Regions from separate parts of the Homo sapiens genome. Here region 1 is linked to region 2. Evidence: chromatin loops called from intact Hi-C (ENCODE). Cell type or tissue: Caco-2. All regions are shown on one strand. Links, peaks and the distances in the headings refer to the core of each region. The heading gives the core; the rest is flanking DNA.

Region 1 (8,444 bases), core at 360-8,359, 300 kb after region 2:
AACACAGATTTCTGTGCCCTACCCCAATTAAAATTTTAATTAATAGATCTGGCAACAACTCAAAAAAGTCACTCAATTTTAGGTGTCTCATTGAGAAAAACTAGCTTTATGTCTATTAGGTAATAGCAATAATGCAATCCACAGAGAAAAAATTGGTTTCTGTTATGGACTGAATTTTTTCCTCCTTCCCCCCCAAAAAAATGTATATGTAGAAGCCCTAAGCCTCAATGGGCATTTGAAGATAGAACCTTTAAGGAGGTAACTGAGGTTAAATGAGGTCATAAAGGTGGGGCCTAATCCAATAGAACCCATGTTCTTATAAAAAGAGAAACCAGAGATCCTTCTCTCTCCTGTCATGCACAGAGGAAAGGCCACGTGAAAACACAGCAAGAAGACAGCTATCTGCAATTTAGGAAGAGAGCACTCACCAGAAACTAACGCTACTGGCATCTTGATCTTGGACTTCCAGCCTCCAGAACTGTTAGAAGATAAATTTCTGCTGTTTAAGCCACCCAGTCTATGGTATTTTGTTATGGCAGCCCAAGCTGACTGAGACAATTACTCTCTAGATTATTTTTCATAAAGAATCTGTCACAGCAATTCCAACTGATAGAGGGCCCATGTTGGAATCCTTATTACACAGAATTCAAATAGATATATATATAATCCCTACATTTTAATCGTATTTAATAAATACTAGAACTAAAACCCTTATTTCTAGCAACAATGATTTATTAATAACTTGTTTCCCATTTACATCTAGTTAGATAAGAGCAAGAATTAATGTGTAGTAGGCCTCATAGGCTGCATAGGCCACTGTCTATGCATAGTCATGAATCCATTTGCCTCTTAAAACATAATCCTGGCTGGGCACAGTGGCTCACACCTGTAATCCCAACATTTTGGGAGGCTGAGGCAGGCGGATCACCTGAGGCCAGAATTTCCAAGGCCAGCCTGGCCAAGTTCAAGACCAGCCTGTTGAAACCCTGTCTCTACTAAAAATACAAAAATTAGCCAGGCATTGTGGTGCACGCCTGTAATCTCAGCTACTTGGGAGGCTGAGGCAGGAGAATTTCCTGAACCCAGGAGGCGGAGATTGCAGTGAACTGAGATCATGCCACTTCATTCCAGCCTGGGCAACAGAGCGGGTCTCTGTCTCAAAAATAAATAAATAAATAAAAAACATGATGTCGGAAGTTCCAATCTCTTAGTTTCTAAATATTATGGAGTTTGGGGTTTGTTTCGGTGGGGAAGATCAAACAGGGCAGACTAAAGTCACCTAATTGAAAGTACAGGCCACTTATGGCCAGGGTTGGTTTTTTAAGGGGTGTTGTGTTTTAAACTTTTTTTTCAATTAGAATGTTTATTTAAGATCTTTTCTCTTTTTTGCCATAAGCATTTCTTGCTGTAAATGTCCCTTTTAGGACTGCTTTTGGTGCAAAAAAGAGCCTGCATTGCCAAGTCAATCCTAAGCCAAAACAACAAAGCTGGAGGCATCATGCTACCTGACTTCAAACTATACTACAAGGCTACAGTAACCAAAACAGCATGGTACTGGTACCAAAACAGAGATATAGACCAATGAAACAGAACAGAGTCCTCAGAAATAATGCCACATATCTACAATTATCTGATCTTTGACAAACCTGACAAAAACAAGAAATGGAGAAAGGATTCCCTATTTAATAAATGGTGCTGGGAAAACTGGCTAGCCATATGGAGAAAGTTGAAACTGGATCCCTTCCTTACACCTTATACAAAAATTAATTCAAGATGGATTAAAGACTTAAATGTTTTAAACTTTTTAATTTTGAAATCATTATACAGTCACACGAAGTTGCAAAGATAATACAGAGAAATCCTCTGTACTCTTCACTCAGTTATACCTCAATGTTACCTCTTACATAACTATAGCATAATATCACAATCAGGAAATTGATATTGATACAACATATGTATAATTCCATGCCACTTTACCACACATGGAGTCATGCAACAGTCGCAATCAAGGTACAGAACTATTCTATCACCACAAGAATTACCCTCATTCTACCCCTTTATTAAAAGTTCTACTCATCCCTCTGCCTCTCCCATCTATACCTAGCCCTTGGCAACCACTAATCTGTTCTTCATCTCTAAAATTTCCTCATATTGAGAATGTCGTACAAATGGAATCACATAGTATGTGACTTTTGAGATTAGTTTTCTTCACTTGGCATAAAAATGCCCTTGAAATCCATCCAAGTTGTGTCCATCAATAGTTTCTTTCTTTTTATTGCTAAGTAATATTCCACAGTAAGAATGTACCACAGTTTGTTTAGCCATTCAGCATACTGATGACCATAGTTTGTTTAGCCATTCACCTACTGATGACAATTTTGATTGTTTTTGGTTGTTGGCTATTGCAGATAAAGCTGCTTTGGACATTTGTGTATATGTATTTGTGTGAACATAAGTTTTCATTTCTCTGGAATAAATACCTAGTAGTTCAACAGTTTGATCATATGATAGCTGCATGTTTAATTTTTAAGAAACTTCCAAACAATTCTCCAGAGTGGTTAAACCATTTTGCATTTCCACTTGCAATGTATGAGAAATCAGTTTGTCTGCATCTTTGCCAGCATTAATGTTGTCACCATTTTTTATTTTAGTGGTTCTCTAATAAATGTGTTATAATATCTCATGGTCTTAATTTGCATTTCCCTATTAGCTAGAAATGTTAAACAACTTTCCATTTGTTTGCCATATGTAAATCCTCTTCATTGAAATGTGTCTTGAAATCTTTTGCCCATTTTTAATTGGATTGATTTCTTTACTGTTGATTTTAATTTTTTATTGTGGTAAAATATAACCTAAAATTTACCATTCTTAAGTGTACAGTTCGGTGGCATTAAGTACACACTGTTGTGCAATCATCACCACTATCCATTTACAGAACTTTTCATTCTTTGAAAGAGAAACTCTGTACCTATTAAACAATAACTCCCCATTTATTTTCTCCCTAGCCCCTAGAAACCTCTAATTTGACTATTCCAAGCACCTCATATGAAGTGGATATTTATCCACATGTGAGAGCTGTCTCTGATTTTCCAAATTCTTACAAGGTAAAAACCTTGGCAGTCATCAAATCTTATAGTCTTGGGTGCCACCATCTTGTTTACATTAATTACCAACCTGAGTGGGTAGGGAGGAGTCCCCTGATAGTTTCTACTTTGACCTTCTTCTCTTTGCATAGTAGCCCATCCCAGCCATATTAATTTCCAGAAATGGGACCAGCCCATGTTTTCTTTTTAGATTCATCTCAGAGTTAATTTTAAGGGTTCCTCAGGTGACCCATGTACTTTCCACTGGTCTTTTTCCCACCCTTCCAGGGTCTCTTTTACCAGTCCCTTGACAAGTATAGTGAGTCCACCCCCATTCAGCTGTACATATGGCCATCTCAGGGGTCAGCAGCACTTGACAGGGACCTTCTCAGCTTGGGTGGAGCTTGTCTTCTTTCCAAGTCTTAATCAGCACCTAGTCGCCAGGCTGGAAGTGGCAAACTGCAAACTCAAGAGGAGGAGTTTGAGTCAGAAGTCCTTTTAACCTAAGGGATGACAGGGTGGAGGATAATGACTGTATATAATTTCTTAAGAACTGATCCTTGGTTTCCATAGTAGGAAGATCTGTAGCTCTGCCCAAATACAGGAGCCCATATAATAACTCATAGGGGGACAATCCCAAGTCTTTTCTTGGGACTTCCTAAGGAGTGCTATTGGGAGACATTTTGTCCAAGGCATTTTAGTTTATTAGTTTGGTGAAATGCTTTTTGAGAGTTTCAGTCATTCCTTCTACCTTTCCAGAGGAAGGGGGATGCCAAGGGGTGTAATAATCCCATCTAATTTGTAAACCTTCCATAATTCCCCTTAACACCCGGGAGGTAAATTGGCTGCCATTGTCTGAATCAACGTTTTTCACCAGGCCAAATCTAGGTACAGTCTGTTATAATATTATTTTGACTACATTCCTGGCAGTGGCTGTTGGAAGGGGAAAGGCTTCCACCCAGCTGGAAAGGTAACCTATAATCACCAGTAAATACTTCAGTCTTCCTACTTTGGGTATTTATGTGAAATCTACTTGAATGCTCTGAAATGGTCTTAGTCCAGGAGGTCTTCCTCCCATGAACTGTTTTCTAATCACCTCTTTGTTTATCCTTTGACAAGTTACACAACTTCCACATACTTGTTTAGCGAGGGTATAAATCCCTATCTATCCATAATTCTTAAATATTGCATCACACGGACTCTGGGGTCCCCAGTGACTCCCTTTGGGGAGTAATACAGACATCAGTTCTCTCATCAGGGGTTTACTTATCATTTCTCTCCCATCAGAAAGTACCCATTTCCCATCTTCAGTTTGAGTGACCCCTATCCTGCCTAATTCTTCCTTCTTCTCTCTGGTAAACTGAGGCCTTAATACCACCTTAGGGATGTCTGGTATCAGGCTAAATAGTCTAATTTCTTCCTCCAGGGAGGCTTGCCTAGCAGCTTCATCCACAAACCTGTTTCCTACAGCTTCTATAGTGTTCCCGTTCTGATGATCATTTACATGAACTATGGCTACCTCTGCTGGAAGCAGGAGACTTTCTAAAACCTGTTTGACCAGTTCCCCGTGTACCAATTCTTTTCCCTTGCTATTTATTAGGCCCCGCTCTGTCCAGATTTTTCCAAAAGTGTGTACCACCCCATAGGCACATTTAGAATCAGTATATATATTTCCTTCCTGGCCTTCAAGGAGCTTTAGGGCCTGGTCAAGAGCATGTAATTCACATTTTTGGGCCGACCAGCCATTAGGTAATCTACCTTTCTCACATAATGAGTGTTTATTTCCATCAAAGACAGCATAACCATTAAGTCCCTTGCCATCTATCACTCCGGATGACCCATCCACAAACAGTCTAATCCATCACGTAGTGGAGCTTCCCTAAGGTCTGGTCTAACTTTGGCTTGGTATTCTATGGTATCTAAGCAGTTATGATCTGATGTCTCTTTGTTCTGGTCTCCTTTCCATAGGACACTGGCTGGATTCAGGCAAGTATCTGGTGTTACAACCAAATAATCTTTTTCTAGTAATATGGCTTCATATTTTAGAATCTGAGAATCCACTAACCATCTCCCAGCTTTCTGATTTAATATATTCCTGACCTGGTGTGGGGTGTTTACTATTAGGGCCCCACCAAACATTAGCTTTCGACTCTCCTCTACCAGCAGGGCTGTCGCAGCTACTGCTTGCACACATTCAGATCACCCCTGAGAGACAGGATCGAGAAGCTTGGAGACAAAAGCAACAGGTTGCCTCTTCCCTCCCCAGGTTTGAGTGAGCACCCCAAGGGCCATGCCCCGGTCTACTGTTACAAACAGATAGAATGGTTTCTCTAAAGATGGGAGGGCCAGGACCAGGACTGTAATGAGGGCCTGCTTTAGCTCTTTCACTGCCTTAATTTCATCTAGGGACCATTACAAGGGATTGGGCTCCTCTTCTAGTAACTTGAGATACAGAATTTTGTCTTTTAAGCATATGAGTCAATCCATAACCTACTGTAGCCAGTTAAACCTAAAAATTTTTGGAGTTTTCTCTTTGTCTTAGGCAAAGGCAAACCCACTATTCCCAATATTCTGAGTTTATTATCCACTTCCCTTCACCAATCAGGTGTCCTAAATATTTAACTTCTTTTTCTACAAACTGCAATTTGTTCTTAGAGACTCGCAATCCCCTTTCTCAAAGAAAATAAGGCAAGATTATGGTGGTTTCTGATCACTCGGCCTTCCTTTTGCCAGATATTAAAAGTTCATCTACATATTGTAACAACTGGGTTCCCCTGGAAGGTTGGAATTCCTCCAGGACTAAGATTTGACCAAATAAGTTTGGGGCTTCTGTGAAACCCTGTAGCAGTACAGTCCAGTGGTACTGTTGTTTTCTCCCAGTTATAGAATTTTCTCATTTCTTTTTTGCCTATGAACATCCAGTTACTCCAGCACCATTTGTTGAAAACACCATCCTTCCTTCACTGAATGGCTTTTGAATCTCTGTCAAAAATCAGTTTGGTGTATTTGTGTGGGTCTAGGTTATTGTTGCCCATTTCACTGATCTATGTGTCTCTCTGCCATTACCATACTGTCTTAATTACCCTGGCATACAATGAGTATTATTTTTGGGTAGTGATATGGTTTGGCTCTGTCCCTACCCAAATCTTATCTTGAATTGCAATGCCCATAATCCCCACGTGTTGAAGGAAGAAACAGGTGGATATAATTGAATCATGGGGGCAGGTTCCCCCTTCCTGTTCTCGTGATATAAGTTCTCACGAGATCTGATGATTTTATAACAGGGTTCCCCCTTAGCTCAGCTCTCGTTCTTCTCCTTCCTGCTGCCATGTGAAAGGATATGTTTGCTTCCCCTTCCACCATGATTTTAAGTTTCCTGAGGCCTCCCCAGCCATGCTGAACTGTGTTTATAAACCTTTCCTTTATAAATTACCCAGTCTCAGATACGTCTTTATTAGCAGCATAAGAACAAACACAGGTAAAATGATCCCTCTCACTTAATTCCTCCTTTTCAGAATTGTTGAAGCTACTCTGATTTGTTTTTCCAAATACATTTTAGAATAATCTTGCCTGTATATGAAGAAGAAAAAAAAAACCTGCCTGGAGTTTTAATAGGAATTGTATTAAACCTGCATATCGATTTAGAGATCATTAACATCTACACTATGGTGAGTCCTCCAATCCATGTATATGGTCATTTATTTAGATCTTCGATTTCTTTCATCAGTGTTTTGTTGTTTTCAGCATGAGTCCTGTACATCCACTGTCAGATTTACACCTACATAGTTTTTATTTTGAGCAATTATCAATGGTATATTTTTAATTTTGGTTTCCATGTGTTCATTGCTAGTACATAAAAGTACAACTGATTTTTGTCTATTATCTTATATTCTGAAACCCTGCTGAGTTTGTTTTTTAGTTCTAGAAATTACTGTGTAGACTCCTTACGACTTTTTCTAAACCATGTTTTTCATTTCATTTTTTAAAAGTTCATTCATTCAAAAAATAGTTAGATTGAACTGGGCATGGTGGCTCACGTAATCCCAGCACCTTGGGATGCTGAGATGGGAGGATCATTTGTGTCAGGAGTTCAAGACCAGCCTGGCCAACATGGTGAAACCCCATCTCTACTAAAAATACAAAAATTAGCCAGGTGTGGTGGTGGGTGCCTATAATCCCAGCTACTCAGGAGGCTGAGGAAGAAGAATTGCTTGAACCCAGGAAGTGGAGATTGCAGTGAGCTGAGACTGCAGTGAGCTGAGATCACACCACTGCACTCCAGCCTGGGCAACAGAGTGAGAGACTTCATCTCACAGACAAAAAAAATTGATAGATTGTTTACCCTAGTGTTCTAACTGCTAGATATAGAAGTAACTAATAAAATTAAGGGGTTCTTTTTGACCTCATGAAGCTTAGATTCTAGAGAACAGAAAAAGGCTGTAAACATATAATAAATGAGAACAGTAGGAAAAGACACAAGAGCAACTTGATGGAGGGCCTTAAAGTCAACAGTAGCCATTTGAATTTTAAGAGGAGAAGCACTGGAAGATTTAAAATAGGGTAGTGAGGCTGCTCTGCCTATGAAGTAGCCAATGGTATATTTTTAATTTTTAATTGTCTTTTATTCCTTTACTTTCTTAATAAACTTGCTTTCACTTTGCACTGTGAAAAAAATTAAATGAAATAGTGTCGTAAGATTAGCTTGATGTCCATTTTAAGTCATTAAAACAAAAACCATATCAAAGTGGTTGGTGTGTTTCTTTACAGTCTTTTTTTCTTTACAACTTAAAAAACATATGAATATAAATTTCATAAAGTCAGGGATTATTTGTAATTACTTCATATGATGGTTTATTTATCACAGTCCTCTCTAATCTATACAATCAGTTTGCTTTTGATTCTATTAGGTGATATAAATTTCCTAAGAGAAAACTAACCTCACAATAATGTTATTGCAGTTGGCCAACTCTAACCACTGCTTTTGGAACTGCCTTTTCTCTTTGCTTATCACAAACATAAACACATACACACACTTTTCATCTAATAGTATGATGGAAATAATAGAGACTCTAGAGTCAGACTTGATTATTTTTTTTAACCTCCTTTGGCTTCAATACCTTATCTATAAAATGTAGCTATTAACATCTATTTCCAAAACCCCGTTTTGAGAACTAAGGATAAAGTGTAATATATTGAGTTCCAGGCACACAGAGGTTGCTAAATAAACAATCACTCCTTATCCTGTGCTTTTTCTCTTTCATCCCCATCACTCAGCTTCCATTCTCAGATCTAACATATTTGTAAAACCATGTAGTTGGCAATTGAGGCCTTAGACTAAATCTTTATATGAAATTTTAAAGC
Region 2 (8,444 bases), core at 156-8,155:
GCTATATGCTCCAGGAATTCCACTATGAGGTGTCTATCCAAGAAAAAATTAAAACATATATCCAGACAAAGATTTGTGCATAAATGTTCTTAACAGTATTATTTATAATATCCATAAATTTGAAACAATGTAGTGTCAATCAGCTGACAAATGGATAGATAAGATGTAGTATACCTGTACAATGGAATACCATTTAGCAATAAGAAAGAATAATACATTCTTTGTATCATGTACACAGAATTTTATGTAAAGAATGATACATAACAACCACTGATACATGTTACGACGTAACTATGTTGGGTCTTTTTATTCGTCACTGACATTTGGTTCTTAACCAATCTTCAAACATTACATTAAGTGAGAGAAGCTAAACACAATAGATCACATATTGTATAATTTCATTTTTGTGAAATATTGAGAAAAATCAAACTCTATAGAAACAGAAAAAAATTAGTGATTGCCCAGGACAAGGTGTGGGAGATGAAGTTGGGGATTAGCAGTAAAAGAATATGAAAGATATTATCAGGGTGATGGAAGTGTTCTAAAACTTATTTATGATAATGGTTATACAAGTTGGTAAAGTTGGTAAAAAAATCACTAGATTGTATGCTTTAAATAGATGAATTATATGATGTCTATAGTATCCTTCAATAAAGTTATATTAATAAATACTCTGGTCCAGTTCTGCATGTGAGAAGCTTGGAAGTTGCCTCTCTGTCCTCATATCAAGTAAAAAAGCAAAAAGACTGAAAAATCAGCAACTTTTTTAGTATCCATAAAAGAGTTGAGGACACAGGGCAAACTGCAGCCCCCAGGATTGGAGAGATAGATGGACAATGAAGGGAGTCATGGCTTACCATAGCAGCCACTCAGGAAACCACGGCAGGAATCAGTGCTAGGGTAGGAAAACCTGAACTGTAATTGATGAGTTGCTGGAAGCTCAATGTGGACAACTCTGAGATCTAAAAACTCCAGGGGGGTACAATCTGCTCTAGCTTTCCCTGCAGGAGAAGGAAATAACCAACTCCACCTTGCAAGGGGGAATTAAAAATCAAGAAACATTTGTGAAGCTCAAAGTCCAGTGGCACATGTCCAGTGAAAGACCAAATCACAAAACTGTAGAATGATGCTTGCCTCCCCCAACACCTCACTGCCACATTTCTAAAGGCCTATTTCAAGTGATTTTGTTTACCTGGTACATCATGTCTGGCTACAAGGAAAAAATTACAAGGCCTACCAAAGGCAAAAAATACAGTTGGTAGAGACAGAGCAGGCATCAGAACCAGACATGGTGTTATGTAGGAATGTTGGAATTTCTTTAAAATAAATTTTCAAATTGGAAAGTAAGTGACCTTCAACATCATTTTTAAAATTGTTTTGGCTATTTTGGGCTTTTCTATTCACTTATAATTGATGTTTACTTCTTAAACAAGCAATTGCCTTCAAAGCTTCATTTACCTGTTATTTTTTTAAGTTATGCAAGTGCTTTGTTGTTCACATAACAACAAAGAGGAGAAAACACAAACTTTGTTTCTGAGCCACTATGATAGATTGGTAACTATGGGGATATGACAATGTACATAAAGTACTATATATGAACATGACAAATTTGATTTTGTAGAAAGTATATATATTTAGCACCATGTCATTGAGATAACAGTATAGAAATATTTTTGGCAAACACATGAATAAGAAATGTTAAGGCAGAAATATCTCCATTCAGTTATTTCATCATTAATGTCTGATCTTTCTCATAACAGAAAGATGTTTTCCATATATTGTTGATAATAACATTACAAAATAATCATCTACTCAAGAAATTGTTGTCATAAGTACCAGTTAATCCATCAAAACAAGTTAAAATAGCTGTGCAAACTGTTTGTTATGGTTGCTAAAAAGATACAGCAGTATCTCCTGGTAAACATGTTTCTTTTATGTTTGGTACATTTTCTAGGAAATAGGTATGCTAAAGAAACAAGAAAAATATGATAAAAATCAGCATGTGTTTTTTCATTTGATAGATAATATTGAATGTTTATCACTTTCTTATGAATATATTATCCAATAAATCTTTAATGGCTTTTCTATCTGTGAGTAAAACAAAATGAATATCGCAATCTCAGCAGCCCAGAAATGTACAGCTACTAAGAAAAAGATAGCAATTTTGGGGATCAAATCTAGCCTGATGATTCTTAGGTAGAGGTGACTATTTAAAAAAAACTATGGACCACATTTATATACAACCCTATCAGTATCCTGTACTATCTCCCATAAACCCAAAGCATCCTCAAAGTTGTAAGAAATTTTCTGGCAATTTTTCACATAGAAAAGAAATTCCTCACATAACCCTGCACTAGCATTTCCTATGCTGCAATGTATTACTTATTATGAGGGAGGATAGGAGATTTCCTTCTATACAGAGTTTCAAGGAAGATCATGAAATAGACCTTGTGGGTAAAACTTGTCATTTGATGGTCCCTGAAATAGAAACTTTAAAATAATGCCAAATCACTCTTTTGCTAGATTCTGTTGGCTTCCCTATTATTCCCCGCTCATGTGTGAGCTAGTTGTGGCAAGTCTCTTCCCTGCTTTGAGTCATTGCAGACATCAAGCATCACCGTCAATCATTCACATGAAAAATACTTACAGCAGGGAGTACAGTTTGTGCACACTTTAAAAATATGTTTTTAAGGTTTTATCCAGGATCCATTACTACTCACTTTATAGACATACATGAAGTCAAGCTGCCTGAGCTCTTTCACAGAACCTATACAGGGTTTTCTACAATATAAAGGGTCAGCTAATTTACAGAAGAACTTACATAAAGTCTTCCACAATATATGGATCAGCTAAGTTATAGAAGAAGCAATATAAAGTCTTCTACACTGTAAGGGTCAGCTAATGTATAGAAGAAATACCTCAACCTTACATGTCATAAAACCATCTGACAAAAGCCATCTGTTACTTACACAATGTCCTTCCCCTCCTCATTCTCTCAGGTATGCTTTTTACATTTAGTGACCCCCCCCCAAAAAAGTCAATTAATACTAATCAAGTTAACTGTCAAACCCTTTAACTTCCCAAGCAAAGCATTTCTAAATTCATAATGCCCCAAATACTAAACATATTCTGCTAATATTAGAGCTATTTGAAGCAAGTTTTTTTCTTCAGTATTAAATCAACCAGAAGAAACAATGTCAACCAAAACAACTTCACTGTAGCTGAATTCTCTCAGTCTCTAGCTCATAGCCACATGAATGGGGCGGTACATAAGCTCATTCTGGCAACTCCAGTAAGTGTTGTAAACCAGCGCTTCTCAAATTTTAGTACACATATGAATCACCTGGTATTTTGTTAAAATGTAGATTCTGATTCAGTAAGTCTAAGGTGGAGTCTGAAGTTCAGTAAGTCTAGGGTGGGGTCAGCAAGTCTCAGCATCACAACTCCCAAGTGATACTGAGGCTGCTAGCTGGTGGGCCACCGTGAGTAGCATAGTTGAGGTCTTGAATAAGGAAAGCATACTTGTAAGTATGGAAATATTCAGACAAAAAATGCTTCCATTCTTTTAACATTTGTCTACAAGTAGTTTCGGAATTCGAATATCATCAAAGGGTGGAACTTTAGAAAAAAAGATAGGAAGAGTTTATAAGACTAAACATTATTATTCCCCAGTGCAGAGCTTTGAAACTACAAGCTCGTTCATTCCTTTGTTTCCTTATTCATTCATGCACAAGGCATATATGGACTGCCTACTCTATGGTAGGCACTGTGTTAAATTCCAGAGTACAGTGTTGAATAGACAAAATTTTGGGGTTTAGGAAACTCATAATCTCATCCAAACAAATAATCAATTGTGAGATAAAGGGACCTATTTATGATTGCACACCAAGAAAAGTAAAAACACAGAGGAAAAAATACTTCATTCAGCAAGGTGGGGCGATAAGGCAGGTAGCTCAAGGAAGAGTTCACAGTAAAAATTGATGGTGCTTTTTTGATAACTTAATTTGTGCTAGGTACTTTTCTAAGCACTTTAACGCTCACAATGATTCTTTCAAGGTAGGTGCTCTTGTTTTTCCAATTTTTAGAGCTGAGGAAACAAAGGTGGAGAGAAATTATATAATTTACAGAGTAAATAAGTTACTAATGATAACCAATAAGCCACAGAATTTCCTCTTCTGTCTTCACTAATACCGTTTTACTAATATGTCCCACAAAGTGGACATTACTGGTAATCACTAAGATTTCTGGTTCTCCTTCCCTTCGGGGCACATTCCTCTTTGAATATATGCATGGACACATGCCAATGAAATGTAGTCAAATGCAACACATGTCACTACCAGGCAGAAGCATTTAATAGCCCAGTGCACAATTTTCCATGCTCTCTTTACCAGTCCCCATGGCCATGGGCTTTACCTGCTCCAATGGGAACCTGCTCCCATTGTTGATGTGGAGTTCCTGCAAGATCAAAAGATCTTGCAATGCTAGGCCTCTACAAAAAGGACAGCCTCCTCAGATCATCTCTCAGACTCATGCAGGATATTCCAAATACAAGAAATTTACTTCTGTCTTGTTAAGTCACAGATTTTAATTGTATTTGTTACTGTAGCCTAATTTAATCTATATTGATAAAGCATTACTATAGAGGCAATCTGTTAGTTACCTTGCAGAATAAATGTAAGTCACCAGAGGAGGGCAGTGTGTGCTGGGGAGGAAGCTCATGGTGGGCATAAGAGACATTCAGAAGTGTTAAATAGAATGGTACGTTTAGGAAACTTCAGGTCGTCAGGCTTTACTAGAGAATATGATTCTGAAGAAGACATGAAAGAGGAAAGAGAAACAATGTGAGTCTCAGGCCCCTCTGGAGTGAAGGAAAGAAATGGAGAAGGAGTTAAAGTCCAGGCATATCACTCAGGGCTGCATATGGAGGAAGATAATTATCAGATTGAACTCAAAGTTAAATCAAAGAAGTAAGCTTCTGCCTAGGAAATCGGAAATCAGAAAAAGCACTATGCTAGAAAGAGGAGTCAGCCACAAATAAGGAGGTAGAACAGAGGGAAAGAGGAAAGAAGTAAACAGACTAGGAATTTAAAAACCTAGAATAGAGCTAGAGAAGATGGGAGGCATAGGGATGGGAGGGTGGGTTCACACCAGAAAAAAGCTGAGAAGAAATATATGTATCTATTTGTAGGATATGTCTGTTCTCGCCCACATATCTCACACATGCTGCTCTGTGGTTTGCCTTTCCCATATGCCTTCACCTGGATGATGCCTGCTAACTAGGCTCAAAGATGTGGCCTCTGAGAAGTCTTCACCTCCCCACATTCCCATTACCTTCACCCCTGGGCCCACCTGGTATTCTTTCCACATCTTCACAAAGTTCCCTCACTTTCATCACTAAACTTATCCAAGGGCATTTTAGTTGTCTGTTCATTTGTCTGTCTCCCCAGTTATGACAAACTTCTTTAGGAGGGTGATTTTATTTAATTTGTTTCTCTAATTCCAAGACCAAGGTCAGAGTTTGGTCTGTAGTAGTCCCTTAATAATTGGTGGTGACTGTGGAAAATCCAGGGAGAGAGTTTCCCATGAATGTTTAATATATTATTTAGGAACTGAGAACAAGATCTGAAATAAAGATAAAAATTTGGTCATCCTCAGTGAATATGCTTATTCAACAACTACTTACACATGCTTATTATACTAAGTGGTGGATATTCTGGTGAGCAAAGAAAACACAGTGTCTGTTTTGTGGTGCTTGGATACTCATAGAAGAGAATAAGTTAATTTAAAAATATGCACATGTAAATATAAACAGCTTTTCTCAAGATCTCCAAGGATCTCCACATTACTAAATGCAATGTTCAATTCTTAGTCCCTGTCTTACCTGACTTGTCATCAGCATTTGACACAGTTGATCACTCCTTATTCCTTGAAGGAAGACCTTATATTCTCCTGGTTTTCCTTTTGTCCTGCTCTATCTCTTAGATGGTTCCTCATTACCTACCAAACTCTAAAAGTGGGTGTGCCCAAGATTTTCTTCTTTCCTTCCACATTCACTCCGTAGTGATCTCATCCAGACTCACGGCTTTAAATGCCATCTATATGCTATGATACCAAATTATATTTCCAGGCAAAACCTTTTCTTTGAACTCTAGATCCATACATACCAACTGCCTACGCAACCACTCTATTTGACTAATAAACATCTCAGACAAAACATGTCCAAAAGTGAGTTCCCGTTATTTCCCTCATGACCAGATTTTTCTAGTCTTCTTCTCAGGTAGTTGTAACTCTATTCTTACAGTTTCTCAGAACAAAAAGCTAAATCTCATCCTAACTTCCTTCTTTTGCTCACATCCTACATCTTGTCCATTAGCAAATACTGTCTTCAAAGTATGTTCCTAACTTTACTACTTCTTACTATTCCCACTGCCACCACCCTGATCTAAGCCAGCATCATCTCTTATCTGAGTTCTCTCATTGGCCTCCTAATTGATCTCTCTGTTTTTGCACTCACTGTCTTTTCTCCACACAGCAACCAGAGTGATCCTGTTATGTCATATTGTGTTACTCTTCAAAACTTCACACTTGCTTCTTATTTCACTCAAACTAAAGGTCAAAATCCTTCCAATTATTCATAACTCTCCATATGATTTAGATGAAATATGGTCTCCCTTAGAATGCATCCTATGATTTTAGTATTTAAAGTACTTTTCTAAAATTTATCTCACCTTTAAAAAAGAAGCCAATAAACATAGAACTATTGAACAAAGTTCCAGTATCTCTTCTTTTTACTTATATTTTGTGAATGTCAGTATCAGAGCAGTTAAGTGGAAATGGACCTATTTTATTTTCAATTCCTTGAGAAATCATAGTTCAGTGTTTTTTGAAGGACATTGTAAGTTCATTTATAAAGACTCCCAGAATCTGTTCTTTATTTAGGCAACATCAGACTTGCAAGGTAATAAGCTGGAACAGAGATTTAGAGAGAGAGAAAAAGCCTACTTCAGTTGATAGAGTTCAAAAAGCATTACTTAAGTCAATCTCAGCAATTTTTTATGTTATTAATTTCCTCTTATTCTGTTTCACTACCATATCGCAGAGTTCTTCACTGCTAACCTACAAGTATTTACTACTTACCTCATACTAAACAAAAAGCATTTTCTACTCTGATCTTAGAGTGAGTTTATATGTCTGAGTATGTGTATATGTATTAGAGAAAGAGAGAAGTATGGAAAGAGAGAAAATTAATCCAGAGGAAAACAAGGTAGTAGGTTAGACTAGGTCTTTGTACAGGAAGAATAACCACCAAAAAGCCCACCGGGAAGCCAAAATAGAGTTAAAACAGAGGTATTAAGGCATTTCTCTTCCCCATTTTATTCACCAAAACCTGGATAAAATAACAAATATTAAAAGCAGAGAGAAAAACAATTTTTAGTGATACTAGGAAACAACACAGCCTAACCCAGAATCTATTGAAAACACCTACCAAATTTAAGACCAAGTCAAGAAAAGATTTTGAGAGGAGCATATTTCTATGCAAATTTCAAACACCCTAAGGAGCTCCCCAAAAGTAAGTACCATGAGGAAGTAAACCAATGACCCTTGCATGGAGCTAAGAATATGAGAAGACCAGATGCATTCCTGTGCCTAATTCAACAGCCCTGAGCGACAGAAGAGGACAGCTGAACAAGGAGCGAGAGAGACATACCACCTTTGCCGGAAGCAGATGCCGTAGAATGGAGGGGAAAACGAAGATGGCAATCAGGAATGTAGCTGCTGAGGGAGAGCAAATGTCAACTCATGAGGAAAAAGACCTGGGGCATTCAGGCTTCTCTGAGTTCTAGGAATTCCTGACTGATGCAACCAATTATCTCCATATATCCAGCAGAGCCTCTGCCCTTGGTCTGAGCTACTGCAAGAATTTCTCTACAAGAGTTACAAAGAACTTCTCTTCTTAAAGCTGCTTTATGTAGCTCAAAGGCAAATTTGGCACAGGCCACAGTACAACTTACTAGTGCACCAGTGGCCAAGCAGAGATAGCAGCAAAGAATGTTTTTCCCACCATCGCCGGAGACCAATGGAGTTGGCTATCCCTACTCTTTGTATTTATCTGTGCTCAACTGCACATGCCCCACCTACTGAACTTGAAAGGGAAGTGTGATATCAGGTTATATATGGAAAGAGTCAAAATTAGTAAAATGTGTTATTGCCTGTCAACCTTTAGATTTAACTGTATGTTAACTCTGCTCACCGTACATGCATAAGTAGCACATTTCAAAGTGGAGGCTGGAAGTATAAAGTGAAAGTTTATAAAATTCTTCCAAGATTATTTTCACGCAACTATTTATATACTACTTTATTTTAAAATAAAAATAAAAAATCTGAGGCAAATGCAAAATCAGACCGAATCCTAGGGCAGCGGGTCAAACTATGGTGAACTTCTG

Evidence for each region. A loop is a pair of places that touch in the nucleus more often than their neighbours do. Peaks named below come from ENCODE experiments on the same cell type or tissue, not always from the same donor. Only the 100,000 strongest peaks of a DNase experiment are listed, where the experiment ranks them.
Region 1: a loop joins it to region 2, with 23 times the contacts of the local background. A loop is called at or near these places in 2 of 110 quality-filtered maps.

What each region holds. Positions count from the first base shown.
Region 1 is chr4:143,174,511-143,182,954 of GRCh38, forward strand. The region is part of intron 1 of USP38-DT (USP38 divergent transcript); the gene reads right to left. Among named protein-coding and RNA genes, the nearest start is that of USP38-DT, 6.1 kb to the right of the region's middle. In Caco-2, for the core only: no CTCF peak of the experiment used is centred there; a DNase peak (open chromatin) is centred at 4,631.
Region 2 is chr4:142,878,942-142,887,385 of GRCh38, forward strand. The region is part of intron 3 of USP38-DT (USP38 divergent transcript); the gene reads right to left. Among named protein-coding and RNA genes, the nearest start is that of INPP4B, 37 kb to the left of the region's middle. In Caco-2, for the core only: a CTCF peak has its summit at 4,687 (motif pointing right); no DNase peak of the experiment used is centred there.